Regions from separate parts of the Mus musculus genome. Here all the other regions are linked to region 5. Evidence: chromatin loops called from intact Hi-C (ENCODE). Cell type or tissue: left cerebral cortex. All regions are shown on one strand. Links, peaks and the distances in the headings refer to the core of each region. The heading gives the core; the rest is flanking DNA. Region 1 overlaps Mxi1 (MAX interactor 1, dimerization protein). Region 2 overlaps Mxi1 (MAX interactor 1, dimerization protein). Region 3 overlaps Xpnpep1 (X-prolyl aminopeptidase (aminopeptidase P) 1, soluble). Region 4 holds the start of Mxi1 (MAX interactor 1, dimerization protein). Region 5 overlaps Add3 (adducin 3 (gamma)).

Region 1 (5,763 bases), core at 832-4,831, 120 kb before region 5:
CTATAAAAGACATCTATGTTTTTACTTATGGACAAGCTTTAAAAAGATGTCATTTTGGTTTTCAACACATACAAACAGTTATCAAAATCTCAAATAAAAATGCTGCGGTGGCTCAGACCTTGGCTGCTATACTGCGTGCGCACCTCCTCAGCTCCGCGCAGACACCGAGGCACACAGAGCTTTTCCTCCTGTGATTCAGGCCGTCATGCATGGGCTGCCCCTACGTGGCCGAAGGGTGGCGAGCGGGTGGTCGGCTGCTCTAGAGCTAACAATGCAGGTAAGGTTAGCTGGCTTAGCATGGAATCCAACAGAAAGCCGGGCTGCGTCAGGGCCTCTTTCAAAAGGCTTCATGGAGTCTCTCCTTTTGTAGAGCACGATATGAGCTTTTTAAAAATTCATTTTGTTTAAAAGAACTGATCATCCACAGGCTTCATGATAAACAGAGGCTGAGTTTTAATAGCTCTTCAGCTATCTGAGATTAATGCCTGATTATCCTGCCTTTTCCTTACTCTAAGTGTGATTTTGTTTCTAGGGCCAAGAAGCTCGGGAAGGGTTCATAACCCTATCCTTAAATGTCTGCTCACCACCACAGAGTGAGCAAACTGCAACAGGAGAGTGAAGTCTCCATTGTCTCTCAAGTCAACCTGGTCAACTCAAGATAATCACGCGCATGGTTTCTGCTGCCGTTAGAAACTGTACTCTTTCCAAATATAGGAATATTTGTTCTACCAGGGAGGCTCTACCCCACTTTTCGTTAAGTATTTGCTTAAATACAGGTCTTCTGACCGTTTTGTTCAAGTATAGTTTTTAGTTTTAAAGAGGAGACTGCATCATGAACCCAATTTGAGAGCCGGTGTTGACTCGGCCCAGTGAGCGCTCCGCCCTGCACTGTTAGGCCATGCTGGGTCCTAGGACGCGAAGGAGAGTTTGACACTGGCACTGGAATAACCCTCGTCACTCCCGACACTCTGCAGGCTGCTGTGGTCGTCAAGGTCACTGATGCTGGTGGTACTGACACTGTCTGCTTCTCCATGGGAGAACTCTGTGCTTTCCACATCCACTTCAATCTCCTCTGCGGGAGGAAGAAAGAGAAAACAAAGGGGGGCATTAATAATCTGCATGTGCACTTTCAGAAGTTAGAGAGGTTATCCAGCAAGGTTATCCGTGCTCTATCAGGGACTCTCCTGCAAAGAGCAATCTGGTATACAGTGGTGGTCTTAATTTAGGCAGCAAGTTTACTAAAACCCTTTTGACGCCAGTCCGTCTAGACCTCCCACTAAAAGCGCTTGGCCTGTTTGGGAATTAGTACTTAATATTAAAAGATCCCAACCCAAGTGGTTTAACAACATCTGTTTTACATTAAACCAAAAACTAATTCACAGCTCTGTTTATTAATCAGGGTTGCTTTAAAGAGGTTGGGGTCATGGAGAAATAAAATTAAAGATAGAAAATTTATGTTTAGGCATCCGAATTTTTTGGTGGTGTCAACTCTCTATCATAGATCATAGGTGGATCTATGGATTTCTATGGATTCATCAACAAATTCTGAATAGTAACTAAAATAAGCTAATCATAAAGTAGGTTTAAGGGGTTTGCTTTTGATTTTCTTGCATGAAATATAGCTTCAAGCCATGTCCCTCTCTCATGGTAAGAATTCTGCATTTTCTTTCTCTCTTTCTTTCTTCCTTGCTTCCTTCCTTCCTTCCTTTCTCTCTCTCTCCTCCCTCCCTCCTTCCTTCTTTCCTTTGAGATCTGTTTACTTATGTATATGAGTATACTGTGCACTGTGGCTGTCTGCAGACACACCAGAAGAGACACTAGATCCCATTACAGATGGTTGTTGAGCCACCATGTGGTCGCTGGGAATTGGGAATTGAACTCAGGCAGGACCTCTGGAAGAGCGGTCAGTGCTCTAAACTGCTGAGCCCTCTCTCCAGCCCCCAAGAACTTGGCATATTTTAAACAGAACTTTTTCTAAGTCTAAAATTTATTTCAAAATAGAAAGAATGTATATACATATATGAAAAAAAATTGTGGTTCACAAAGGCACTGCCAGAGAATGTTAGGGTGCACAAAGCCCAAGCTGGGGGCTGGGAGTGCGGCTGGGCTCACTCTTCCTAACCTAGCACATGCTACTCGCTGGGTTTGCTCTCTAGCACCAAAACAACAGAAGCTAGACGACAGTACTACATTGGTTAGTGAGAGCCGATGCAGTGTCTACAGTCTCCCCGCCCCCACCCGTCTCGGAGACTCAGGACTTCCTTAGAAAGAGAAGCTGCCTACCTCGCTCTGAATCCGAGCGATCTGAAGAGATGGTTGATCCAATGCTGTCCATTCGTATCCGCTCCATCTCCTGAGGCCCCTGCAGCTGTTCCAGTCGCCGCTTTAAAAACCTCTGTTCTCGTTCCAAGTTCTCTAGCTGGTGCTGGCTCTTCCTCTCCGCTTCTTCAAGTTTCTAAAATGAAGATGTTTTATTCACACCTGTAGTCCAGTCTAGTACAGTAAAACTAATTCCTGCCACAAATACACATATGTGGGTATGTATGTACCCTTGCATATATAAATACTGAGAAACACTTGCGTTTTAAACATAAAAACAGTGGTCTTTTTCCTGTATGGATGCTATGTTACTTGAACAAATGAAGTGAACTATAAAAGTCTGTGAGGTAAGTTCCACAAAGAGAAACCTCCTGCAATGTGGTATTCAGTGGAAAATTACTGAGAGATAAAGCCAAATAACAGCATCTCCGCCAGAGGGCGCAGCTGCCTTCCTTCAGGGTATCGGAAAGACCTTCCCCAGCATTCTCAGGTCTAGATGGCCACGCTGTAAATTTTTTTCATTTATTCGCATCATGCTGCCCCACTGGATCGCTGGTGAGATTTTACAGCCGTTTCTCTGGAGGGCAGTTAGTGAAGAAGAGGACGGTCTAGTGAGCTGTACACGACACACACAGGAATCAGTGCAAATATGGAAAGAAAGATTCTCACCTTGATGTGTGCTTTGGCTTTGTTGAGCAAACCGAGTGTTGTGTGCCTGGTGCAGTCTGGGCCCAGCGGGATCAGAACTTTCAAGCGTTCTAAACACAGGCGCAGGTGAGCTCGTCTAAGAAAGATATCAGCCAATCAGCACAGCCTGGAGAGCCACTAGACACACACAGCAACTTTGAGCTATTAGCCAACAGCCATATTTCACTCCCAACTTTTTAAAGTACCTGCACGGTAGTGGCGCCGACCTCCCGCCCCACCACTCTGCCCTGCAGACAGAAGTCACTTTAGATTATCAGCCCCCATGAACTCTGTCAGACAGCGAATTGTCTAGGCCGCTCCATAAGCTCCGTGCTGTGCTGTTACTAAAGCAATCGAGCTTGGTTTCCCAATGCCTGAGAGCACAGGCTGGAGTACCGGTTTCAGCTACGGTACCTCAAGGAGCTATAAAACGCACTAAGGTTTCCACCTCCTTCCACCTTTTAATTTTACAGACACACACAGACACACACACACACACACGCACAGGCACGCACCCACACTGTTCAGTAACCGCAGCCATCCCAGAGGGCTGGATGTTGTTTATGTAGAGGCAGAAGGACGTGAACACTTCCTGATCTTCAAACATTTTTTCAGTCCTTTATAAAACGTCAATTTCATGTCCAGCGCAACATGGACGACAAAACTGTGCCTGCGGTGGTGGGTTTCACACCTGTGTTGTGAGCGGGCTGCTGCTCATTCCTTTCCCTTCCGCCCTCATGAGCTACCCTGTTTTCCCCACAAGGAACACAGGTGACAGAATTACTTGCTTAAAGTCCCGAATTCTCCGACAGACCATTCTCTGGGAAAGTCAGAGGGAATTTCTCCTGGAAATGCTCCAGGAGAGCCTTGTACACTTGTGGTCTCCAACTATGACCATGTACATAATGGGAGGTGCCAAACTCTGCTGCTCTCCACCTTTGAGTCTGTTCTTTACCAAGCGCTAACAGTTCAGCAGGGGGCTGTAGAGATGGCTCAGTGCTCAGAGCACTGACTGCTCTTCCAGAGGTCCTGAGTTCAACTCCCAGCAACCACATGGTGGCTCACAGCCATCTGTGATGGGATCTGATGTCTTCTTCTGGTGTGTCTGCAGACAGCTACAATGTACTCATATACATATACATATATATAAATCTTAAAACAAGACAGTTCAGCTGCGTGCAGCACGTGGACTCCTTTGGGGCTGTAACTGAACTTCTACAACAGTCTCAGCTGTATCAGGGATAACGCAAGCCCCCCACTTTCCTCTCAAAGGGGACTTTGAGTTTTAATACACAACAGTGATGTCAAGTGACAATTTCCAGTGCAGGAGTTGAGAGAGGGGCGGGAAAGGTGTAAGTGGTCACCTGTGTCACTGACAAGCAAGGGTGATTGAGGGCAGTGAGGTCAGAGGTTTGGCCAATAAAGGCAGGCCCAGCCACAATCATCAAACAATCAGAAGCGAATTTCTAGTCCTTTTACCGAATCTGCCATCTCAAGTCTAGCACTTGACTCTGCAACTTAATGCAGATAAAAGACTGCTTCGATTTCTCTGTATTTAACAAGTTAAAGGCTGCTCTGCTCTGCTACCTACCTAAATCTCTCCGCTGAGGAGCTGCACACGAGCAGGCTCCTCTTGCTAAGCAGACCAGAATCACCATTAAAACCACGCACCATGTGAAGGCGCCTTCGGATTCTACAGTAGGATTCTACACTGTGGTTTCTGCCTAACTGCGCTCCATAAGACACGGCTCGAGGGTGACACACATGCTGGCCATTTTCTTATTAATTAGAGGCTCTGCTCTGAATTCAGCCTTCTACAAAAGAAAGCAACCAGAAAAATGAAGGAAGTATGTCAGAGGAACACTTCTGCCGATTTTGTTCAAACTGCTCAATTCCAAAAGTTTGTCCGTGCAGCAAATTATCTTTTAACATTTTAGGTTTTTTTTTTCCTTTTTTTCGAGACAGAGTTTCTCTGTGTAGCCCTGGCTGTCCGGGAACTCACTTTGTAGACCAGGCTGGCCTTGAACTTAGAAATCCACTCGCCTCTGCCTCCCGAGTGCTGGGATTAAAGGCATGCGCCACCACACCTGGCAACATTTTAGGTTTTAAAACTAGTTTTCTACTGACTAAAAAGGCTAAGTCACACCTGTTTTGTCTTGCTAAAAAAACCTTCACTGAAATAGCAAACCCAAGGATGTAACTCAGTAGTAAGCGCTTAACTGGCAAGGTCCTGTGTTAGTCCCAGCACATCAAAATTTAAAGGGGGAAATAGGAAACGGTAAGATTAACGTCTCTCCTCTTTTTAAAATTATTCAGTTGTGTATTTACCATGCTTCTTTTGTGTACTCAAACTATTTCTTCAGGCATTTCTTTGGTTGGGGAAAGCAAAAAATAAATAATAGATTTAAAAAAGAAATTCAAAATTTTGAAGGGTTTAGAGTCCCTACTCCAGAGTGTCTCACTTGGCGACACTGGAGGAGTCACTCGCATACCAAGCAAGCAATCCGGGTGCAGGAACAGTCAGCCAGAGGAGGCGGTAGACCTTTAAAAGCAACTGAAACTTGGTTTTGGAAATTCAAGGATCTAGAATCTGTCTATGAAGAAGCAAGGATTTTCCAGGTAATAAAAGAGGAACAAAAGGATCTAAGCGTGGGCTGAGATTACATGCTGGAGACAAGGGAAATAAAGACCGCCAACCATGCACACGGCCTGGCTCAATCCCCAGGGCTGAGAACAACTAAACAACAAAAGCCCACA
Region 2 (5,763 bases), core at 979-4,978, 81 kb before region 5:
CAGTCAGGAGGCTCCCAATACACTCTTCCTTCTGTAAGTAGCCTGGTGTTTGTCAAAGGAACAGAAAGGTAACTAAGACAAATCTACATGTGGATTAAAAGACAAGGTCTCGAATACATCTTAATTCCTAACAAAAGAACCAGAAAAAATACAGATAAGCAAATATGTTTTTAAGTGTATACCATTATGTATATGTGTGTGTGTGTGTGTATATATGTGCTTAAATACATACCACAAAAGATCATCTAGACTCACCAATAAATACAGCATATTAGACTAAAGGCTATTTTTATAATTTAAGAATTGAAGTTTAAAAAAATACCAAACTATCTTGAGAAAGCACGCAGCTCTAAAGGCCCAAATAAAGGCGAGAAAATGAACTGAGTTTGTCTCGGGGACGTCAAGAGGAAGCGTGGAAAGATCTGAACCCGTGACTTGCAACTGTTATCTACAGGAGCCTAACGTTTCCTGCAGGGAGAGCTTGGGCAATATTGTGTCCTCAACCGCCTAAGCCCGAGCCACCCGGCTGGAGCGCCCAATCCCAGCCGAGTGAATCATTCTGTTCCCATTCTCTAGACGATGTTCACAGGATGAGACAGAAAGGTCTCCTTTAACTTCCCCTTATCAATGGGAAAATATGCTTCTCTGGAGAAAGGCTTCTTGAAAACTGCATACTGACACAAATCCTTGGCATTTACTGGCTTTCTAGAACCAGAATACTGAAGAGTCAGCCAGAGTCAGCCAGACTCTTCCAGAAGCGGAAGTCGGTTACGTCTCAGCGCCTCTGAACACGCAGGTTCTGGGAAAGCGATGCACCCTGGGAGGATAGGAGTCTTCTTTATTTTCTGCTCTAAAACCTCCGTACCAATCACTTTCCATTAAGTAAGACTCAAATGTTCTTCTACAGCATGGTCCTTCCCCCTCCTCCTTAACAAACGGGCCAGGCCCATTAACATACTTAGGTATTTTTATTTCTTTAACAAAGCCCTTGTTTCTCTTATATCTTGCTGGGGCCATTTCTAATTTTTAAAAAATTCTTCTCAGACTGCCGTAAACTTGGGGAGAGAAATGAAAACCCAAGGTCCCTCTCAGCCTGTGGCTGCGAGCATGGGTGCAGGCCACCAAGTCCCCACTCACACTCCTCTAGGGATAGGGACACTGTGATTTCAATCTCCTCTGTGGGATTATATCATCCCCTTCTGCATACAGAGCCAGGGCGGTGTGCTCTGGTGTTGGCATTAGAGAGAAAACAGATGCAGATGTATAGGATTAGCCCAGAGTCTGAGCCCCTCCATTCCTGCTCCCTAATGCCCACCTCCCCACCCCCACCGCCGCCATCCTCTCCCTACCTGTTGGCAGTGCTGGTGTTGCTGCTTCCACTGCTGTGTTTCTGTGCCCGGCTCAACCTCCGTGGGGGCTTCGAGTGCTGTAGCCGGGGGCTCGGCATGGAGGGGAACGATGAGGCGTAGCCATGTTCACACTCTAAAAACCGTAAGAGAAGAAAAAGGTTTAAGAAGAATATACATACCCAAATGCACAGACCCACAGATCCAAAGTTCTTGTCCTGACACTTTTTTTTTCCTCAAAGTAGAAAAGGTAAAATGTGCCTAAGCTCTGGTTAGAAGATAAAATCCTGCTGTTTAGCCATCCCTTTAATCCCAGCACCCAGGAGGCTGAGATGAGATCCCAAGTCCAGGGCCAGCCTGAGTTACGTGTGGCAAGACCCTACCCTAAGGGGAAAAAAAATCCATTCACTGTCTGAACATTAATCTGGTGACATACCCCAGACCCAGCCCACTGCCAAGAGAGTATATTGAAAGTCTTCTAAAGCAAATTTCTCCTTCCTCTCCAAATCCCTTTCCTCCAAGAATTCTTTAAGGCTCATTTTTTTCTTACATGTACATAAGTGTTCAGAAGTATATATGTGCACCAGATGTATGCATGCTTTCTGGGAAGCCAGAAGAAACACCAGTTACCCCCACCCATTCACTCCAAAAGATTTCACGTGCCTTAAAAACAAAACAAACCAAGCCAGCCAGGTGGTGGTGGTGGTGCACGCCTTTGATCCCTGCACTCCGAGGCAGAGGCAGTCAATCTCTGAGTTCGAATCCAGCCTAGTCTACAGACTGTCCTAAGTTTCGGACAGTCAAGACTACACAGAGAAACCTTGTACCGAAAACCAAAACCAACCAACCAAAACAAACAGAAAACCCTTGGTTTAACTACAGTCACCTCTTCGGTGCCTCTGTAGCCTCCACACTTTTGCGTGCCCCAACTCTTCCGATCACAACTTCTCGGGAAGGACCTCCTCTCTCCTGACAGAAACATTTAGGCTCTTCACGCTCCAATACCTTCCTCAGTCTCCCTATTCCTCCACCCACCTCCACCTCCACCTCCACCTCCAAGGCAATCCCATCTCACTGCACTTCGGACGCTCACAATAGCACTGTGCCCCTCCCGCAGCTCTTCGGCGGGCATCACTCCCACCCTACTCCTCCCCCGGCTCGCACAGGCTCCGCCTCCTGCACCCACACCTCCCCAGCGCCCACCCCCTTCAGTCTCCAGTGCAGTCTCAAGTTGCAAGAGCTCTTGGTCCAGCGCCCTCCGCCCTCTCCTCCGGTCCGCTTAGCAGCCGCCCCTGCGCGACTCGAGAGTCCTTCCCTTGCAGCCCAGAGCCACGCACGGGTCCTCCCCTAAGGCCCCCTCTCCTCTGCCTAAGCTCTCGCCCACACCTCATGCATGCACACACACACGCACGCACACACACGCGCGCACACACTCACACACACGCCTGCCCTCGCTCGCGAGCTTCTTGCTCGCCTCCTCTCCGGAACTCACCTGCACTCCTGAGCAAGAACCCCCACCGTCCCGACGCACCCACCTCTCCAACCGCGCGCGGACTTCCACGCGCGTGCACCCCACACGCACGCACATTTCTCCCCACGCGCGCGCGTGCTCCTCTTGCCGCGCGCGGGGACGCGCTTCACCCTCACCGGTGCACGCACTTCCAACACCACACGCGCGCACCTCCCCTCGCCAGCCGCGCCAGTCACGCCGCTCTCCACGCGCGGAGCCCGAGGCGGCGGTCGAAGCGACGGCGTCCAGCCGTTACCTCGCTCCCTGCGCTCCAAAAACTCCGCGGCCTCCAGCAGGCGCTGCACGTTGATCATCCGCACCCGCTCCATGGGCTCCGCGCTCCCGCCCCCGGCCGACAGGAGGCGCCACAGACGGCTACAGTCCCACGACGACTCCGGACATGTGCGGCGGGCGGGCGGGCCAGCTCGGCCCCGGCTCGGCGCGCTCTCCGCCGCCCTAGCCGTGCCCGCCGCGCCCGCCGCGCCGCCTGCAGCCCGCGCGCGGTTTGTTTACTTCTCCGCGCGAGCACGGGGGAGGGACCGGAGCAGCGGCAAGACCCGCCCCGCCCGCCCCTTCCGCTGCCCCCTGGGAAATGTAGTCCCGCCCCCCCACCCCCCCGCCAGTGCACGTCGGGTGCCGAGGGACATGGGCCGCCTCAGTACGCCTGCGCATGGTGGACTCCGCGATGGCCTCCGGGAGATGTAGTCTTTCCTTGGCTTTCCTTTCCTGGTTCCAAGGATGGGGAGACTAAAAATTTACATGACTTTGCTTCTGAGGAAAAGACTTGGGTCTGCTCCCAAGGACACTCATTTCTTAAATGACGCTCAGGGCCTAAAGTCCTCTCTCTATTGCTTTCTTGTGGAACTTCAATGCCTCGGTTCTCTCACCCTCTAAAAGAGGAGAAAGTAACAACTACAAAGGGCAGGGCCACAGAAGTAAATAAATAAATAAATAAATAAATAAAATCGGAGAAAGTAACAACTACAAAGGGCAGGGCCACAGAAGCAAATAAATAAATAAATAAATAAATAAATAAATAAATAAATAAATAAAATCGCTGTTCAAAAACATGAGATCACTTAATGAGAGCCAGAGAGTACATCCATTCGGTCCTTCTTTCCCTCAGTCTTGACACTGACAAAAGGTTTTTCTAGTCCCTTCTTCTTTTTGAACTGATTCTTCCCCCACTATACCATTAGTGTTTTTAGACTGAAAACCTGTTCTAACGATACAAGGAAAGGACATAAAGATTTTGTTCTGGATTCATACTGACTTCAGTTCAAACCGGAGCTCTGGCTATGTGGACTCCAAGCTTCTTTTCCCCTCCTATATAAGATGGATTTATCTCTTCCACGTATGCATCATGGTAAGGCCAGACACGTGCCAGGCACTGAACCAGACTTGTTCCCAGGAAACACATATTCAGTAAGCTTTATTGTGAAGTCTAACTGAAATAATCTCATCGCTGAGGGTTGCTCCTCCCAGGCTCCTCTCCTGAAGTGTAACTGACATCAGGGACAGTAACTAGCAGGAAGCACACTAAAAAGCAGCCACTTACTGCCCTCAGTCACCACCCTCTTCCTATGCCCCGCTTCAAACGGATGTCTTAACCTTGGCACTAGCGATGCTTTGGACCCGATGGTTCTGTCCTGTACATTGTTGGATGCTCAGCAGCGCCCCTACCCCCCACCCACTAGATGCCAGTCTCGCACCACCACCCTGGGGCATGACAACCAAAATACCTCCAGATATTGCCACACATCCCCTGGGGCACAAAAGCACCGCTGGCTGAGAACTTTCTGGGGGAAAGCAAACACAAGATGGCTGGAGGCGCTGCCTGTCCAGGGAGCAAACTGGGAGCTGTGGAAAGTAGCCACAGTCTGCCTCACTCTGATCCTGTTGATCTGCTGGGGGATGTCCAAAGTGACAGAGCTCTTGGTGAGGAGACAATGTCCCCTTCCTGTGGTCATGTTATTGGCGAATGAAGTTATCTCCAGTGAGGTCACAGGCTACGAAATTCTGCCAGCCCTTTTAAATACTGCAGTTGGCACAACATTTAAGAAATGGATGTTCGTCAAATTCAGGGAGACCCAAAAGAAGAAGTAAGTATTCACAGGCCACAGTAGGGGTGGGGGACTTTTCTAGGCTTTTTAGCTGTTGGCTAGGCCATATGGGTTTTCCCATTATGTACTGGTAACAACCACCGCCATCCCAGCAAAGGACGTTACTAGATAGAGGTAGAAAGAAGTTTGGTCTCTTCACTTTTCCCCACTTTTCTATCATTCACTCTGCCAAGTGTGGTGGCTGCCAGCACTCAGGAGGCACATATAGGCAGTTTTCTATGAGTTTTGGTCTCTATGGTGAGTTCCAGGACAGCCAGGATTACATTGAAAGATCCTGTCCCAGAAAACAAAAACAAAAAACCTTCACTCAGAACACCTGTTATAGCTGAAAATAAAACCTAGGAGGTCAAGAGCCCGGTGTGTTGGTGCAAGCCTTTCATTCCAGCACTCTCTGGAGTCAGACAGACAGACCTCTGTGAGTTCAAGACCAGCCTGGTCTACACACTGAGTTAGTGAGTTCCAGGTCAGTCAGGGCTGCACTGTGAGACCCTCTCTGGGTCAGGAAGAAGAAAGGACAGATGATGAGTCTAAAAGGTCACTTTACCATGGGCAGAACTACTTAAAAGTATTCAATTCCGAATTCCAAGGGCTCTGGGAATGTAAGACACTTTCTTTTTTGCTGTTGTTGTTGTTGTTGTTGATTCCTGTTATTTTATTGTTTTTTTTCCATTTTTTATTAGGTATTTAGCTCATTTACATTTCCAATGCTATACCAAAAGTCCCCCATACCCACCCACCCCCACTCCCCTACCCACCCACTCCCCCTTTTTGGCCCTGGCGTTCC
Region 3 (5,763 bases), core at 985-4,984, 230 kb after region 5:
TTACACAACAAGTTTCAGGACAGTTTCATCCCGCCAAATAGATGAAAACTCCACCTATTGAGAGGCCCTTCGTTTCCCCTCCTCTCTGCTCCTACAAATCACCATTATACTTTGGGTTCCAAGAGCCTGAGCACTTCAGATGCCTCATGTGGCCAGAACCGCGTTTTTGTCATGTGGGACCGTTGCTTTGCCTAACACAGTGTCCTTCCTCTAGGCTGCACAGGACAGGAGCTGACAGGCACGAGTGATCAGGGTCCCCGCTCTCCCCAGATGACCCCCTTCTCTTTCCTTTTTGCACTTGCTCACCTCCCCGTCCTTGTCCTCTCGCTACCTAACATCTCACTTTATCTGTGAACCTTTACATCCAAAGGCAGCCTTATGCAGAAAGATTTGAGCCTCTCTGTACCCCCAGTGAAATCGACATGCCTGACTCAGACTGTGTGCAGCTGTGTGTCTGTGCCTTTGGGTTTCTGTTCCATTAGCCCAGTGTTGCGCTACACTCTGTACTATCTGTATGTTTATGGGTAGAGAACATTCTCGTAGCTAAGCCGAGCCAAGTTTATCTTGATGTTCTTAGTCCTGGGTGTGCTGTTCTGCGCTGCTTTTATTCTCTTTATCACAAAGGGAAAATCTGTGTCCCATTGAATTTTAAATGCTTTAGGTGTGGCCTGATAAACCCTTCAGGAATGATAAGAAGGCTGGCCAAAGGACAGGGCTTCATCTCTAATGATCCTGGGATATCACTGTTGAAGGTTTTTTCCCTCAATAAGGAAGCTGAAGCCGGAACCCCAGGAAAATGCGTTACTTAGCAGCATCCTAAAAACAATAAATCAGGCTTGCTCAGGCTAGTCACTAGCTGCAGAAGTTGCTGTCTAGACTTCAACAATTTACATATACTGACATTCCTTTATTTTTTATTTTTTTGAGGCCAGGGAATGCACGACATGGCAGTGCATGTGCACAGCGCCATGTGCCTGGCACCGCATGTGCAGAGCGACACTGGGGGGAAGCCAAGCTTTGTGTGTTCTCTGTGTCTGCCTGCCTACTTAGGGGCTGATACTGGACAGATGCAGAGGCAGGTAGCTCTCATGTGGGCCCAGGGGACGGCCTCGGGTCAAAGGCCCGGATGCCACACTTGCCTGTGTAGCCAGCTGCATGGTTGTTAGATTCTGAGTCTCAGCTTACGTGGTTGAGTCACAGGGCTGCTGTCAGCAAATGCTGAAGGCAGGTTCTGCCCCCTGGGTGTCGCTGTGTGGGTTGCTGTTATTGTTACTGCCACCTTTATAGGAGCGAACGAGAGGCCCCTTAGAGTAAAAAACTAGACAAGCCACGACAGAGATGTGACGACACATAAAGGCCTGCACATGTGTCAGGGAAGGGCCAGCCAGCGCCATCCAGGAGGAACTTGTGAGGTGTGTGCAGCCATGTTGTAAGATAGTAAAATACTTAATAAATTAGTCACACCAGGGTATCAGAAGAAATGATCATTTTCACATATCAGTATAAAGAGTATAGGTTACTTTTTATAGGAAGCATTCATATATGGTAGTTTCTATTTATAAAACACCTCAGTCCGAATATGGTTTCGAGCATTTAATCTGTATTTACCTTTCATTAAATTTATAGTTGACAGGGCTGGAGAGAGATGGCTCAGCAGTTAAGAGCACCGACTGCTCTTCCAGAGGTCCTAAGTTCAAATCCCAGCAACCACATGGTGGCTCACGACCATCCGTAATGGAATCCGATACCTTCTTCCAGTGTGTCTGAAGACAGCTTACAGTGTACTCATATACATAAAATAAGTAAAATCTTTTAAAAAGAAGTTATAGTTGACAAAGTAGTCTCACATACCCATGCTGTCCTAAGCATACCTGAAAGGCTTCTACTAACTGAATCTTGGGTATCTGTTTTAGAACTACATTGCAAGTGATTAAAATGAGATAAAATGAAATACAGTTTCAGGCTAGTAAGAAAGTAACATAAAGCCAGGCAGTGGTGGCGCACGCCTTTAATCCCAGCACTTGGGAGGCAGAAGCAGGCGGATTTCTGAGTTCGAGGCCAGCCTGGTCTACACCATTAGTTCCAGGACAGCCAGGGCTATACAGAGAAACCCCTTTTTCGAAAAACTGAAAAAAAAAAAAAAGAATAAAGTAACATAATAATAAACTACTTTTCAAGTGCTCAGGACCACCTGTGGTGAAGCTCTCGTCATTTACAGCATCGGTCTGTATGAGTGTGGAATGTATTCCTAGCTGAGAGATTTCTAAGACAGCAGGATCAAGGAAGTGCAGTTAGTTGGACTATGGGCAGTTAGAATTTGGAGAATACTGGGTAAAGAGAGACAGAGACATAGAAAGCACACCTTGGGCACATTAGTCAAGGCCATCCACCTGTCATTCTTTCCTGCCGGTGACCTTGACCCCCATAGTCAGGAGTTTTTGAGACTCTCTTACAGCCCAAACTTGGTATCATAGTGGAGGATAACTCTGAATGGGCAATCCTGCCAGCCAGGATTGCAGTGTCCCACCCTGTCTGGCTGAGATGAGGTCTGGTTAGCAGGAACAAGAAGGCAGTATGACCAGTAGGGGCGCTCTTGAGTGTGGATCGGAGGAGGGAGAACAGAGAAACCAGGGGATCCCCGAATCTGGGTGAGAGGTTCTGAAATTGAGCATCGGTGCCCTAAGTGTGAACTGTGCAGGCAGAGAAGACTCAGCGGGTGTGGTCCAGGGGTGATGAGGACTGCACCAGCAGAAGTGCATTTCCTCTTTCAGTTCCTGTGGAGAGGCACTGCATTGTTGGGGTAACTCCATTAAGTGGGGCTCTGTGTCCTTGCCAGGCCTCTGGGGACAGGGAGGAAGGGCTGCTTTGTGTGTGACCTGCTCAGCGGCCTCCTCAGCAATAGAAAGGCTCTGTTCTCTGCGACTCCTGACTGTTACATTTCAGCCTGATTCAAGGTTGGTGGAATTCCTCCTAGGCGTGGAGAACGGAGGGCGGGCGTTATGAAGGGGAATCTTGAATTCTGTCCTTTGTGTACTTTCCAAAATACAAATACACCCACACTGTTCCCTAGTGGAGATGAACCAGACGAGCCCCAAGTGCAGGGTTATGCAAGGACCTGGCACTTGAGTGGTCAGCCTCTCTGGTTCTCTCTAATCCCAGAACAAGGCCCCAGGAGCCTTTACAGAGGTGATCGGTAAATGCTTTCCTGTGCTGTCTCAGGCAGATTCCGGGATCCCTGGGCATCCGCAGCTTCAAGCCAGGACAGCCACTGGATGGGGCCAGGGCTTTCTTTCAGAAATCCTATCTTTCTTCTTATCTGAAAGGCCCTGTTCTTTGACTTGGCCTAGACAAAGGGTCACATTCTGTCGAAGCGAATTTGTTAATATGAGGCTTTGGCGGGGTATGTGGTTCTCTTTCTGGAAGTCACGAATCAGATTTTCCTAAACTGTATTTTTTTCTCCTGAAAAATCATACCTCCTCAAATCGGCCTCCTGTTTTGTTTCTTAAACCTTATTTTTTAAAAGCTATTTTATTTTTTTAAAGATTTATTTATTTATTTTATGTGTGTGAGTGCACTATAGCTGTACAGATGGTTGTGAGCCTTCGTGTGGTTGCTGAGATTTGAACTCAGGACCTACAGAAGAGCAGTCAGTACTCTTACCTGCTGAGCCATCTTGCCAGCCCTTGTTTCTTAAATTTAATCCTGGGGCAGAGAGGTGATTTTATCCACTGGTTCATTAGAGCCAACACCTGTGATGGCAGTGCGTCGTAAAGCCTCGGGCCTGCTTCTGTGAGGTCTTAGGTCTGAGGTCATGTAGTAGAGAGTTCCTGTTGATGAGGGACTTGACCTGGGCTCCTTTGTCAACACTGCTACCTTTCTAGCAAAGGGAGGAATTACTGAGAGATTTTTTTTTTCGAGACAGGATTTCTCTGTATATATAGTGTTGCTGTCCTGGAACTCACTTTGTAGACCAGGCCGGCCTCGAACTCAGAAATCCATCCGCCTGCCTCTGCCTCCCAAGTGCTAGGATTAAAGGCGTGCGCCACCACGCCCGGCTGGAGAATATTCTTCCATTTAAATCTTGACCCAGCCATTCCTTCCCATCACATGACCTACCTATGGGACCTGGGAAATGTCCAGTGGCCTGGCTACACTGTGGCGTTTGTCACACTTTGCTTACGCTTGTTGACGCTGCTCCGTTTAGGAGAGGAGAGGTGCCTGGGCGTTGACCGGTGTCTGGCTGTAAGGAAGGAGCTGATGTCTCTGTCCACTGTCTGCATGCGGAACTCTCCTAACACAGATCTCCAGCCATGGGGGCTTAGTTTTGTGGAGAACCGAATGTGTGTGAGGCATGGTCCAGGTGCCTGCCCTACAGGAGCTGAGTGTCAGGGCGGGGATCAAGGGCCCCCAGAGTGGACTCTGATTCAAAGTTTCGTCTTGTGGTGGCGTTTGCTGTCCTTGTCCTGTTGCAAGTGTATGTGGCCATGTGACAGCTCTCAGATCTCAGCACGAGTTACTTACCCGCATCCTCAACCTCAGAGTTCTCTAGAACTTGTAGGGCAGAGTGCAGGCCTCTCAGGGTGATGTTTGGGCCCCTGACTGGTTCCCAGAATTCTCTGCTGCCACCTCTGTTGTCAGGCCCCATTGGCTGGCAGCCCAGATCTTGTGTCTTGCCTCCGGCCTTCTCTAACCTTCCCCTTTTCCTGGCTAGTCCTCCTGCTCCTCATCTGCCCATGGTGGCCCAGGTTAAACCCCTGAGTGTGGCCCGATGGCTTTAAAGGCAGATCTAAGCGACCTCGAGGCTAGAGCGAGCTTCGTACTGCATATCTGGCATACCTGTGTGGCTGTAGCTCATGCTTCTCGGGATGCCTGGCCCCTGTGGCTGGCCAGGTTGCCTACTCTGAGAGGCCTGATTAGGTTCCCCGAGTCTGGCTCACTGCCTAATGCAGAGGAACAAATGCTGCTTCTGTCTAGGGCTGCGCACCAGCTCACACCCAGTTATTAAGTGTGGGTATCATCTTCTCCCTATTTCCCAGATGAGCAAGGTGAGCCCAGCTAGTCGGCTGGGTGTCAGACCTGGTTACAGGCTTGGATTATAAATTGTGTTATTAATGAAGGTTGTGGACTCTGGGCCATACTTTATCCAGAGGAGACGACAGGGCCTGATCAGGTGGTAACTTGGGGACTGGGCCAGGATTTGCCTTTGATCTTAAACATGACAGGCCGATGAGAGTTTGAAGGAGATATTAGGGCTATGTGTGTGTTTGAAACTCCCCCTGTCAGTGTGTGTGAAGTGAGAATTCGGGACTGTGGGCAGGTGGAAATGATGAGGCTCGGCCCGAATCCTTTTATGAGAAATGCAGAGAATGGGAAATGTTGGAGGTAAAGCCAGCAGCTGTGCCTGCTTCTCTGTGACTCTCCTTAGCCTGCTCTGGAAAGCATGTCCCTGGGTGTTGCCAGCCTCATGACTTCAAGAGCACGGGCCAGGACTCAGCGCTCGTCACTGTGGAGGTAATGATGCTGCCAGCCCCCGCGAGCCGTGTCTTTCTGGCTTGTTGACCACTTAGGTCATGTCTGGTTCTTGCCCCAGGCTTTGTCTGGGTCCCAGGCTAGACATGATCATCTGCTGGAGAAATCTGTCCCCTGCCTTTGTGGTCGGGACTGGACGAATCCTGTGGTCTCCTGTCCCCCCCCCCCCGCCCCCGCCCCCCAACCCCTCAGCTTCCTGGAGAGTAATGGGGCCACATTGGAGACCCAGCTCC
Region 4 (5,763 bases), core at 1,005-5,004, 62 kb before region 5:
GGTCACCCTCGCCTGCGTGAGCTGTCGCGGAGGGAGCGAGGGCCTGCAGCCGAATCGCTGCAGCCGAGCCAGGCACGGCGCAGCGCCCCACGCTCTCGGGGAAATCTGGGGGCTGTTGGCATCACGTCATTTCGAGCCAAACAGCAGCGGCGAAAAGACGCGAGAGTGCTAAAAATACTCCCGCGGGGAGCCGGTCGGAGGAGGGGGGCTGCGGGCCGAGGGGCTGATTACGCACATGAAGTTGACTTTGACTGGGGTGCAGAGGCTCTCGAGCCCCTCTCCATGGCCGGCCGTCTTGCAGAGAGGACACCCAGGGAGAGGGTCCGAGAGGAAGCCCCTTAACTGCACCGGCCTCTGGAACCTTGGCTCGGCCACCACGGGCCCGCCCCGCGCGGGGCAGCCCAGCCGGGCGCGCCCGGCTCTCTGCTTACGTGACTAGTGGCCACGCCGGAGCCCCGACACGGGGTAAACAAGGAGGTGGAGGCGGCCAGGGCGCGGGGGGGGGGGTATGTGGGGGGTAGGTCTCCGATTGTCTGCGGGTATGAAGTGTGTGTGTGTGGGGGGGGAAACACGAGAGGCTAGGGAATCTCTGGCTACCTCCTTAATATTCCTCGTTGCGGGGGTGGGGGTGGGGGATGAGGTTCGCTGAATATTGCCAAGGTGCCCTCTTTGGGTGCACCCCCCCCCCCGGGTCGGAGTCGGCGCCACGGGACAGACTCCAGCGACAGAGGGGATCCGGGAGGGGGACGACTACAGAAATCGCGCCCCTCCCCCTGCAACAAAAGCAAACACACCAAACAAAACCACCTCTTCACCCAGCTCCCTACTAGCTGGGCTTTTCAGAAACTATTCTCCAGACGAGTGCACCCCCTCCACACACACACACACACACACACCCGGGTGAATAATCGCTCAGCGACTCGGCTACACAGCCTGACGGCGATGTGCCTCTGGCAAGCCAGGCAGGCACTCGGAGCAAAGAGGCGACAGAGAAAGAAAAGATCGCACCACAGACCTCCCAACAGAAATCCTTGTTTTGGTCCTACCCCGTCCCCACAAATTGCGCTGGCGATACTCGGTTACTTTAACCCTAAAGGCCCGGGTGTATTTGGGGAAGGTGTTTTTGTGTTTTGAGGGCTGGCGTGTGTGTGTGTGTGTGTGTGTGTGTGTGTGTGTGTGTGTGTGTGTGTTGGGGGGGGGGGTCTTGCAAGACCTGACACGTTGCAATCGGGTCTCTCTCCCATTGATCTCCTACTTGTTCTGACAGATTACACATCTCGTTTTTCTCTTCTCCGTGAGTCTTTCTCTCCCTTGGCCCGATCTTCCTTCTCACAGCTATTATTCTGATGGTGCTGGAGACGCAGCACACGCTTGCCCCCGTTAGGGTGCTGCTGAGTCGAATGCCTGGCGAGAGCTGGGGGTTCCAATGGGCAGGGACAAAAATGAAACAAATACAGAGAGGAAGCCCAGGCCCGGGTGGGGTTCCTAGCATCGGTCTCCACCTGGGGGGGAGTGCGGGGGGGGTGGGGGTGGACGGAACCCTGTAAGGCGTTTGCCTTGCTCGTCCTGTGCGTCTCTGAAAATAAAGAAAATGGACACAACCGCCCACACCTTTTCCCCCAACTATTGTTTCTGCGGAATCCTAAAGTTTGCTTTTAGCCACGTCCCCCTCGCCAAGTCCCCCCCTCCCTACCCCAGCGCGCGCAGGACCGCAGGTCCAGGGAGGGCTGCCGGCGCTGCCTGGTTCCTCTGGCCTGTTTCTTTGAGGGGACCAGAGGCCGTGGCATCCCAGAGGCAAGGAGGCACAGGGGAACTGTGTCTGTGGACACGATGGCCTGAGCCTAGTCCTGCTGTGGAAGGAAGGAGAAACGAAGTAGGCAGGAAGAAGAGCCGGAGTCCACGGCGCGGAGAGCTGTTCGGTGGTGGCGGTTGTTATTGTTGTAATGTGTGTCTGTGTTTTCTTTCTGGAAGCCCTGAGCTCTGCAAACGGTTTCCAACTTTCAGCTTCTCATCCCCACCCAACCCTGGAACGAGCGACAAAAACAGAAACAAAACAAAACAAAAAAATAAAAACAAAACAAAACAAAAAAAAAAAAACCAAAACCATAAGCCAAACCAAAACACTTGTCTGCCGGAGTAGGCTCCGGAAAGAAAAAGGAGGAAAAAAAAAAAAAAAAGGGAAGAAAGGCGACCTCGGAGAGACGAGCTCGCAGCCTCTCAGCCCAGTTGTCAGCAAACAACAACACTCCCCCACTCCTCGGCCAGGCCGTCCTCCGGGCCTGCTGGAGACCGACAGACCAAGGCACCGACAGGCTCCCTCTCCCCTTCGCTGTCTTTGTTACATCTTTAGCAGCTTTGTGCGTGCGTGCGTGTCCTTTCTCCGGTGTCATCGGCTTTACTGCCGAGGGTACGTGTGTGTGTGTGTGTGTGTGTGTGTGTGTGTGTGTGTGTGTGTGTTTGTTGCGGGGGGGCGGCGGCGAACCGAGTAAGCGACAGGGGTCGCACAAGGGGGTGAGAAAGAAAGAGCTGGACGCAGGCGAGCAGTCGGGGCCCCCAAACTTACTTTTGTTTTCTTTCTCGATCTGCTCCAGGTAGCTGGCTGCCTCGAGCAGAATCTGCACGTTCTGCAGAAAAGTGTTGATGTGCTTCTCCATCGAGTTCTCGCTGGTGTTGAAAATGTCCGAGAAGGGGCACCGGGGCTTGGCCCCCGCCGGCTCCTCCGGCTGCGCCGGGGGCTGGGGCGCGGCCGCGGCCGGGGGCATGGCCGGGGGCGCGACGGGGACCAGCCCCGCGCCCTCGCAGCGCGCCTCCTTGCGCGGCCGCCCGCGTTTGCCCATGGAGGCACGGGGGTCCGCGGAGCTGCTCCTTGTCCGGGGCTGCGCGGCCGGCCGAGCTGCAGGGCCTCTGGGAGACCCGGCCTGCTGGAGTCACCGAGGCACCGGGGCAAGGAGCCGGCCTGACTGACTTCCCGAGCCTCGCTGCGTGCGGTTGTGAGTGTGAGTGTGTGTCGCTCTCGCTGTGTGGGTCTGTGTGTATGGGAGATTGAATGAACCTACAGGACGGACGGAGGCGCTGTGGCGCCTGGGTCCTAGTGCGAGCCCGATGCCATCTGACCGGTCAAAATAAATGGTGGCGGCTAGGGAGGCAGGGCCCGCCCCCTGCCTATCCAGCACCCTTCCCCGCCTCTCCGCAAATCCTAGCTGCGTAGACAGCACTGTGCTTTAATAAGAATGGGAAAAAAAAAAAAAAAAACCCTCGGATGTCTCTAGGTGGACCTGGATAAAAACAATTTTTCTTTACAGAAAAATAAATTCAGCACAATGCCTGGCACATAGGAGGTCCCCAATAAATGATAGCTGCTAGGCATTTTTTAAAAAAATAAAAAAGACCTTATTTCAAAATCAAACAATAAAAGCCCAATTCTGACGGGAAGAATAGAAACATCACATGTAACTAGAAACTCCTCCCAACACAAACATTTTACACATGACCCCTCACACGCTCGAACACACACACACACACACACACACACACACCTGTGTGTACCTTCACACAAGCAGAGGAAGTCTCCAGGCTACCCTGTCCGGGTTCAGATTTACCGACTCCTTTGCAACCCTTCAAATGCAAAGTTATTTTCCAGGAAGCGGGAGGAGATGTGAGCATCTCTCCACACTCACTCAGTCCAGCTGTGCAAAGCTCACAGCAGGGCGTCACTACAACTGCCTGCCCTTTCACTTGACAGAGTGCCCCCTAGATAGAAGTGGCAACCTAGGAACCTCTTCTTCCCTCCTTCCCTCACTCCCCACTCCCACACCTGGAGTCTTTATCCCCTACTCCCTCCAACAGTTTCACTGCTGCCACTGGGAGCCACCAGGCCTGCCTGACCAGAGTGTGGGAGACACCTGGATAGCCTGGTAAAGAAGGCTTGGAGTTCTCGGCCTACTCAAGCAGACTGAACAAATCAAATCCTCTAACCCTTCCTGGTCAAAATTTGCACATCCCTGAAACCTCTGAGAAGATGCTTTCGTGAACTAAGTCAAAACTACACCTAGAACATCTTGGGCACATACTAAGAATTTTTGTTTTGTTTTGTTCCTGAAGATCAAAGCTTTGTGCCTGCTGGGCAAGTGTTCTCACACTGGGCTACAATGGCAGCCCCTCTGTGAGAACTTTCTCAGTTGGAACCTAGGTCCCCTTTGCTGCTGTAACTTGAATCTAAGTCAGAATGAATGAGGTAAACAAGACTTTTCTGCACTTCACTGGAAAACAGTTCTAAAAGGAATCTACCCAGACTGACCTCGTAAGGGGACCTGGACTTGTGCTGCCCCCTGTCCTCACCAGCCCAGAGACACTTCCCTATACTTTTGTCACAAAGACTGAAAATGGAAACTTTGTTAACAAAGAATATTTTCTTTGCAAAATGCTCTTTAACATTTACAGCTCATGTGTATACCCCCCACTCCCCCCCCCACACACACATAGACCTGCAAGAAGGCCTTTGTGTGCTTTCAAAAATATTATAAAACTAGGCTGTGAATATAACAGAGTGGTAGGGCAGCTTACCTGCCCAGCGTGCACAAAGCCCTGAGTTCATCCCAGGAACACATGCACACGTTTAAACATAAATAGGGGAAGAGGTAGCTCAGAGGCTAAGGGCACTGGTTGTTCTTCCAGAGGACCCAGCTTCAATTCCCAGCTCACAACCGTCTGTAACTGAAGTTCCAGGGGACCAGACACCCCTTTCTAACCTCTGCAGACACTAGGCACATGTGGTGTAAAGACAGACATGCATGCAGGCAAAACACCCAAATAGATTTTTAAAAGTTCATAAATAAATTAAAAATATAGGCCATGGGCTAGAGAGATAGCCCAGCAGCTCAGAGCACTTGCTGTTCTTGCAAAAGGCCCACGTTCAGCTTAGCATCCTCATCAGACAACTCATGTAACTTCAGTTTCAAGGGATCCAACACTGCCTCCATAGGCACTGGCACACATATGGTGGACACATATACATTCAACTACACATTCAACATATACATAAAATGAAATAAATCTTTTAAAAAGATATATGCTCAGGTGACATGGTTCAGCAGGTAGAGTCACTTGCAGCCAAGCCTGATGACCTAACTTCCGCCCTTGGAGTCCACACAATGGAAGGGGAGAGATTTCTCACACAAGTGTGCCATAGCACAAGTAATGCATATGTTGCCAGGTGGTGGTGGCACACAACTTTAGTCCCAGCACTTGGTAGGCAAAGGCAACAGATCTCTGAGTTTAAGGCCAGCCTGGTCTACAGAGCGAATTCCAGGACAATTAGGGCTACACAAGAGAAACCCTGTCTTTAAACGCTCAAAACAAACAAACCAACAACAAACACACACACACACACATACACACACACATACACACAAAACAAGCATGGCGTGTGTCTATATCACAAATGCATGTGTACTGCACATACACACACTTGGGGGAGGGGAGGGGGAAGACTTAAATATGTACTAACCGGCTTCTATGACAGGAACAAGCAATATCTGGCATTTTGAAATAAATGCATTCACATTTCGGATCAGAATATAGCCATTGTCCACATATTCTTTGGTTGCTTTTTTCATCTTATAACAGATTTTGCGTGGTTGAACGCTGCACCCTTTGGCCAGAGAAAAGCCAGGACCTTCTGAAGACCTGTGAGCTCAATGCTCATATTCCATTGCCAGCATGATTACTGACTTTTCTCCTTATTTCTCTAAGAACCCTCAGACT
Region 5 (5,425 bases), core at 1,426-5,425:
CACAGAGCACTTTACCAGATGCTGCTGTGGTTGCCCTCTGAGGTTCCAGATCTCACTTGTTGGCCTGAACTTGTGAGTGGCTCTTTCACCTCAGGCCAGCCTCATACCTGACCTGCTCAGTGAGTGGGAACAATTCCAGAATTGCCCCACCCAGTCTGCCCAGCTCTGCAGTTAGTTGAGCCATGCTTGCTCTTTAGCAAGTCTATGTGCATATACTCTCTTGCTCAATAGTAACCTAAAGGTCAGACGCAGCCAAAATACTTTTATGTACACAATCCCAAGACTCAATCCTAAGTTATTTAAGAAACATTTTAAACAAAGCCCCTATCATACTTTATGTGTGTGTGTGTGTGCGCGCACGTGCACATTTGAGTGTGCGCACACACATACAAATATGCATTTTTTAATTAAAAAATGATGGGATACGGTCTCACAATGTATATATTTTAAACTAAGTAGAGAAACCTAAAAAGCAGAGAAAGCCAGAGCAAAGGAGCCCGACCCCGCCCTTTCCCCTTGAGATCAGGAAGTTATATTTGGGATACATCCTTGGGTTTCTTTTCCTCAAATGGGCTTTCTTTCAATTAAAACACCTGAAGCCAACACTTTCAATAGCAAGCAGGTAGGAAGGAATGTCTGACCTTGTTAGTCCAGTAAATGACTTTGGAAGTTTTGCCTGTGCCGGCAACAAGTTGGCTGTATCTACATGTCTGTCATAAAACGGAGGCCATCGACTCTGGAGTCAATGACTGTCACGCCAGTCCCCACTGCACTCCACCCCTTAGCATTACCCAACAGGAACAGGCCAGTGACAGCGCAGTACTTCCTTGACCCCAGCTTGGTGGGGGCCTTGGCAGTGACAGCTCAAGGGAGGGGTTGCTTTGGATGCTGTCTGTAAAGAGAGGGTCCCTCCTTCTGAGGGTGGCGGCCTGGCCGGCAATCCCTGGAGAGGCCCTAGCACTACCTGGACTCCAGGGCTGGGCTGCACTGCTAACCTTTTTTTTTTTTTAATTGAAAATAAATTTTGTCACACAATATATTTAGATTATGGCTTTTTTTTCTCTTCCAATTTCTTCAGGACCCTCCCTCCCTTCTTACCAACCCAACTTTGTTCTTCCTCTCTCTTCAAAAACAAAACAAAAACAAGCAAAAAACAACACACACACACCAAGAAAACCAGAAATCAAAATAGCAAGCAAGAGAGACCAATAAGACAAAAATGTCCAAAGCCAACAGGACTGATGCACAGATGGACCGACAGAGACTGAGCCAGTGTGTAAAGCCTGCACAGGTTAGAGCCGGATGGGGTCCCAGTATCAGCAAGGGGAAGTGGCATGGGCTCCCACCCCTAACCTCAGTTTCCTACAATGTAGGAACTTTTCTGCAGTGTTGGGCAGTGCACATTCTAGGTACAGGCCCTATCACTGAGCTACATACATATCCAGTGTGGCCCCCTCTCAGACTGGACTTAATTTTCGGGTCCTTTTTGCCTCAGTCTTCTGAGTGCTGAAATGAAATTACAGATGGGCACACCAAGCTGGGCTTACTGGCTTTCTGAGGAGCCGGGTCTAACAATGAAGCAAAGCAGTGTCCATACATCCTGTCACTTGATAATGCTTGTCATACAATCTGTTGACCCTCAGTTGCCATTTCAAAATCACATTAAAAAAAAAAATCTTAGAATTTCTCAGAAACTCAACCCCCTTCAGTGCACACCCCAATTCAATGAGCAAACCCATACTACTTCCTTTGAGGCAAGACACGCAGCAGGAGACTTGCCTAATGGCAGGCTTCACAGGAGACTGAAAACAAGGGATTTCCAGGCCCTCAGAATCAAGCTCAAGGTTGGCTGTAGAGAAGGGCAAAACCCTAAAGTGTGTAACAGTAAAACCTAGAAGCAAAAACTGGATAATTTCAATAGCCTTCAGCATAGGCTCTGTGTCAAGCCTTCCCAACAGAAACTCTACAGGTCTCAAAAAGAACTGCAGACTAGATCTCTCTTGTCTGTCTGTCTCTTCCTGCTAGGCACTAGGAATATCAAAATGTGCATTTGTAATTTAAATCGGAAGTGACTTTAAGCTCCCCATGGAAAGACAACAGCGCCATGGTTAGCTGGAGAGAATACTGAATATTTAAACAATTCAAGGAGAATCTAATGCTTTAAATCATGTTCAAGTTTCCCTTTTTTACTAGGTTTTAAAATTTTATTTTTTATGTAGATGAATGTTTTGCCTGAATGTATGTCTGTGCACCACATTGCCTGGAGCCTTGGAGGTCCGTAAGAGGGCACTGGTCTCCTAGAGTTGTAGCTGAAACCATGGAACCCAGGCCTCTGGTGCTCCAAACCACAGAGCCACCTCTTCAGCCCCCAGTTAGCGTAAATGTTGAGAACACAGTGAGTGATAAATCACACTCCAGCTTGGTTTTGCAGTTCATGCTCTGTACCCAACCATTCCTATTTCCAGTGTTTGCAGAGACATCAGCGTTTATCCAGTCCCGAGTTATGTGCCTTGGGTCCCAAGGGAGCTCACATTATGGTAGGAAAGCAAGCGGCACAAATGTGGAAGACCCCTGCTTGGATCCTGACTTGGCGCCCTTTGTGTTCTTTCAGGTAAGTCCAATCTCTCTGAAGAACCGAGAACTGGCTCTAAGGCCCACAGTCGTAATCAGGTATCTGTAAACTCTCCTCAACTTCAGACTGCATCTACCGATGCACACTCACCCTGTTCCAAGTCGAGAATTAAAATAATAATTAAAGGCAATTCCCTCCACTAACTGTGGACTCAGGACTGCCTCCTTACAGCCGTTTCCTGCAACGAACTCCTTTGACAACCAAGTTTACCACTTTCTTCTACTAACAACCCGTCCAAATGTAACCTTTCCCCACTGCAGCATGTGATTAGATATTCTCCCTAGGAAAGGTCACCTCAATATTCACTTTAGTAAGTATCTCCCTTCACCGTGAAATCTACATTTATGTCTAGACCAAGCCAAGTCTGCAGGTTTTAAAACTGCCTTTGAATGTCTCCTCTGATTCCCCCAGAAGGACAGGGGTGTTCCTGGGCCCAGAGCGCCTCTGCAGCGGATACAGGCATCTTGCTCTGCTGGCGTGAAGATCCAAGAGCTGATGCTCCAGGCAGACACCACCAGGGCACATCTCTACTTCCACAGATTCTTCATTCTGATGTGACATGGAGGAAGAAAATGTCTTTCATATCAAAAGCCAGTGTTTTATCTAAATAAACTTAGCTGTCAGTTCAATGTGGCTGGACTTGGCTTTTTTTCTAAAAACAAAATAGAACAGAACAAAACAAAACATCTAACTGGAGCCACATGAAGGGAAGCACAAAGCACGGCAAATTCTGGGTCTCTGAATCCATGGTCAAAACGCAGGACTTCCGGTGTTTCTTCTACAAACCTGGGTTTTATCATCTACAAAGGGATGCAAAGATTATGCATACCATGGTCTTTGGTGTAAAGAGTCATAAAAGGGACAGGCATTATCAAGCACTTCCTTGGGGAAAAGAAGGAAGATTACGTTGTCACAGCACGAGCCTGTGGGCATCTCTTGTTCTTGCTACCATCTAGGTAACTCCAGAGGCACCACAAGTGCTGTGGGTGATACTGTCCTGGTGAACTAGGAACTGCTAAAACGACACAGCCGAGGAACAGGCTCGTGAGAATAAGCAACAAAAGAATCGTCCTCCCAAGTTCCTCACAACAAACATGGTCTCTAGGGTCTAAGGAAAAGTACAAGAACTGGACGCGGGATTGTTAGGTTAGTCACACCCCCTAGTGGCCACAAAGAAAACTGCTTTGTAAAATGTCAGTCCGGCCAAGATCATTTGCATACAAGCTTAGTATCTGAGTTTAAAAAATAGTTAAGCTAAGCTACACGCAGATGAGAACACGGGTAATGGTCTGGGCTGCTTTTGGAAAGCAGGCTTTTGGTCTGAAATACTGTTTTTCACCACTGAGCTATTTACAAGCTGAGAAAACAAGTCATTATGCCCAAGACTATCAACCTCATCTCTCAAGTCCTTTGTTTTTGTAATAGGTGATCATAGTAAAGCTCTGATCAACTACACACTCCAGTTATTATTACGTCTTCCTCTTGCACTCATTTTCTAGGACAAAGTAGAAAAAAAATCAAAATAAATTATTCATGTGAGGGACCTGGTTGAAAACCTCTGAGGGTGTGGTTCTCTCAGAGCTGGGGCCTCACAGGGCTGGGGCCTCACAGAGCTGGGGCCTAAGCTCCTAAGCCTCCATGCCTCCACCTCCTAGTGCTGAGACTACAGGTGTCTCTAGGGTGCATTCTTTTAAGTAGGAAAAACCAGGACACAAATGATATTCATGTTATGATGGCTGATATACAGGGAATACAAATGTCAGGAACTAGAGGGGAATGAAAAAAAAATCAAACCTTAACGGAGAGAGACGTGTGAGCTCTCTCTCTTCTGCTCTTTCCCTACACTGTTGTCTGTGGGATTTAGTGTCTGATCTTAGTACACAACTTATATCTTCCATTCCATCAGCATCCTTAGGCCACCATACCTAACTAAGACAAAAGAGTTATACACACACAACGCATGCATATACATGTAACTCATGATGCATATAGGAATATAAAAGTATTTTAAGACACAGTTTACTATTGTAGCCTTGGCTGTTCTGGAACTCACAGAGTTCCACCTGCCTCTGCTTCCAGGGTACTGGGATTAAAGACATGTGCCACTAAGCCCACATATATATATGAACTTTTAACTAAATTGAAAACAAGCTTATCAAGACTCCTTAGCTCAGAGGACAATTTTATCACTTCACTGTTCCACATTAAAGTTTGGCAGATCACAAAGTCTAACCTAGGAAACCACTCCTGAATGGAAACCCCATTATACCAAATGCATATATTTAAAATACCGTTTATTGTGATTTAACATTAATTAGCATAACATCTAAGAGCAATATCAGATAACTTTTATACATTTTCCACAGGACACTGAGTTCACTGGCTCATTCATTATGTCAAAGCAAGTAAAGAGAAGCGTTAGCGAAAGGTGCAATAGTTTACTGTTGTGTTTAAAAAATATTTATGCACATTGCATTCATTTAGATATATATATTCTTTAAAAGTTATGGAAAAGGAGAGTTCACAGGTAACTGTGTCTCCACACGTTGTAGCACAACACAGATGATGTAGGACATAAAACAATCCTCAGATGCACAATTCAGCAACTCAAAGTTTCCACTACGAGATTAACAGGCTCCAGTAGTTAGTGAGGTCTAAGAGGACCAGCATCAATCACAGGGTCAGACAGAGCCAGCCCAGAGAGCACTGCGGCCAACGTCACGTCACGTTTGCGTGCCAAGTCACCCGCAGGGCGCTTTACTTCCACTCGTGGAGTATTGGGGTCATCCATTT

Evidence for each region. Hi-C counts contacts between places; a loop is a spot of excess contacts. Peaks named below come from ENCODE experiments on the same cell type or tissue, not always from the same donor. Only the 100,000 strongest peaks of a DNase experiment are listed, where the experiment ranks them.
Region 1: it touches region 5 in a loop (7-fold over the local background); 37 of 42 quality-filtered maps call a loop at or near these places.
Region 2: a loop joins it to region 5, with 3 times the contacts of the local background. A loop is called at or near these places in 15 of 42 quality-filtered maps.
Region 3: it touches region 5 in a loop (2.8-fold over the local background); 3 of 42 quality-filtered maps call a loop at or near these places.
Region 4: it touches region 5 in a loop (8-fold over the local background); 25 of 42 quality-filtered maps call a loop at or near these places.

What each region holds. Positions count from the first base shown.
Region 1 is chr19:53,366,882-53,372,644 of GRCm38, reverse strand. Mxi1 (MAX interactor 1, dimerization protein) reads right to left here. Exons shown (of 6, transcript NM_001008542.3): 4 at 2,989-3,103; 5 at 2,284-2,455; 6 at 1-1,072. The coding sequence ends at 909. Among named protein-coding and RNA genes, the nearest start is that of Smndc1, 21 kb to the left of the region's middle. In left cerebral cortex, for the core only: a CTCF peak has its summit at 2,751 (motif pointing right); a DNase peak (open chromatin) is centred at 2,752; H3K27ac peaks cover 607 bases.
Region 2 is chr19:53,327,070-53,332,832 of GRCm38, reverse strand. Mxi1 (MAX interactor 1, dimerization protein) reads right to left here. Exons shown (of 6, transcript NM_001008542.3): 2 at 1,350-1,482. Among named protein-coding and RNA genes, the nearest start is that of Gm30541, 3.1 kb to the right of the region's middle. In left cerebral cortex, for the core only: a CTCF peak has its summit at 3,187; DNase peaks (open chromatin) are centred at 2,609, 2,920, 3,260 and 3,483; H3K4me3 peaks cover 1,699 bases; H3K27ac peaks cover 1,354 bases.
Region 3 is chr19:53,017,177-53,022,939 of GRCm38, reverse strand. All of the region lies in intron 2 of Xpnpep1 (X-prolyl aminopeptidase (aminopeptidase P) 1, soluble), which reads left to right. Among named protein-coding and RNA genes, the nearest start is that of Mir6407, 9.3 kb to the right of the region's middle. In left cerebral cortex, for the core only: a CTCF peak has its summit at 2,582; DNase peaks (open chromatin) are centred at 2,613, 2,857 and 4,649; H3K27ac peaks cover 854 bases.
Region 4 is chr19:53,307,774-53,313,536 of GRCm38, reverse strand. Mxi1 (MAX interactor 1, dimerization protein) reads right to left here and starts at 3,031. Exons shown (of 6, transcript NM_001008542.3): 1 at 2,564-3,031. The coding sequence starts at 2,837. It overlaps Gm30541 (a long non-coding RNA gene), which reads left to right. Exons shown (of 3, transcript XR_003952895.1): 2 at 1-465. In left cerebral cortex, for the core only: a CTCF peak has its summit at 3,078; DNase peaks (open chromatin) are centred at 1,747, 2,344, 2,567, 3,063 and 1 more place; H3K4me3 peaks cover 2,336 bases; H3K27ac peaks cover 2,091 bases.
Region 5 is chr19:53,246,572-53,251,996 of GRCm38, reverse strand. It overlaps Add3 (adducin 3 (gamma)), which reads right to left. Exons shown (of 15, transcript NM_001277100.1): 15 at 4,671-5,425. 1700001K23Rik (RIKEN cDNA 1700001K23 gene) reads left to right here. Exons shown (of 3, transcript NR_036590.1): 2 at 2,466-2,611; 3 at 3,044-3,261. Among named protein-coding and RNA genes, the nearest start is that of 1700001K23Rik, 5.9 kb to the left of the region's middle. In left cerebral cortex, for the core only: CTCF peaks have their summits at 1,984 and 3,803 (motif pointing left); a DNase peak (open chromatin) is centred at 3,784.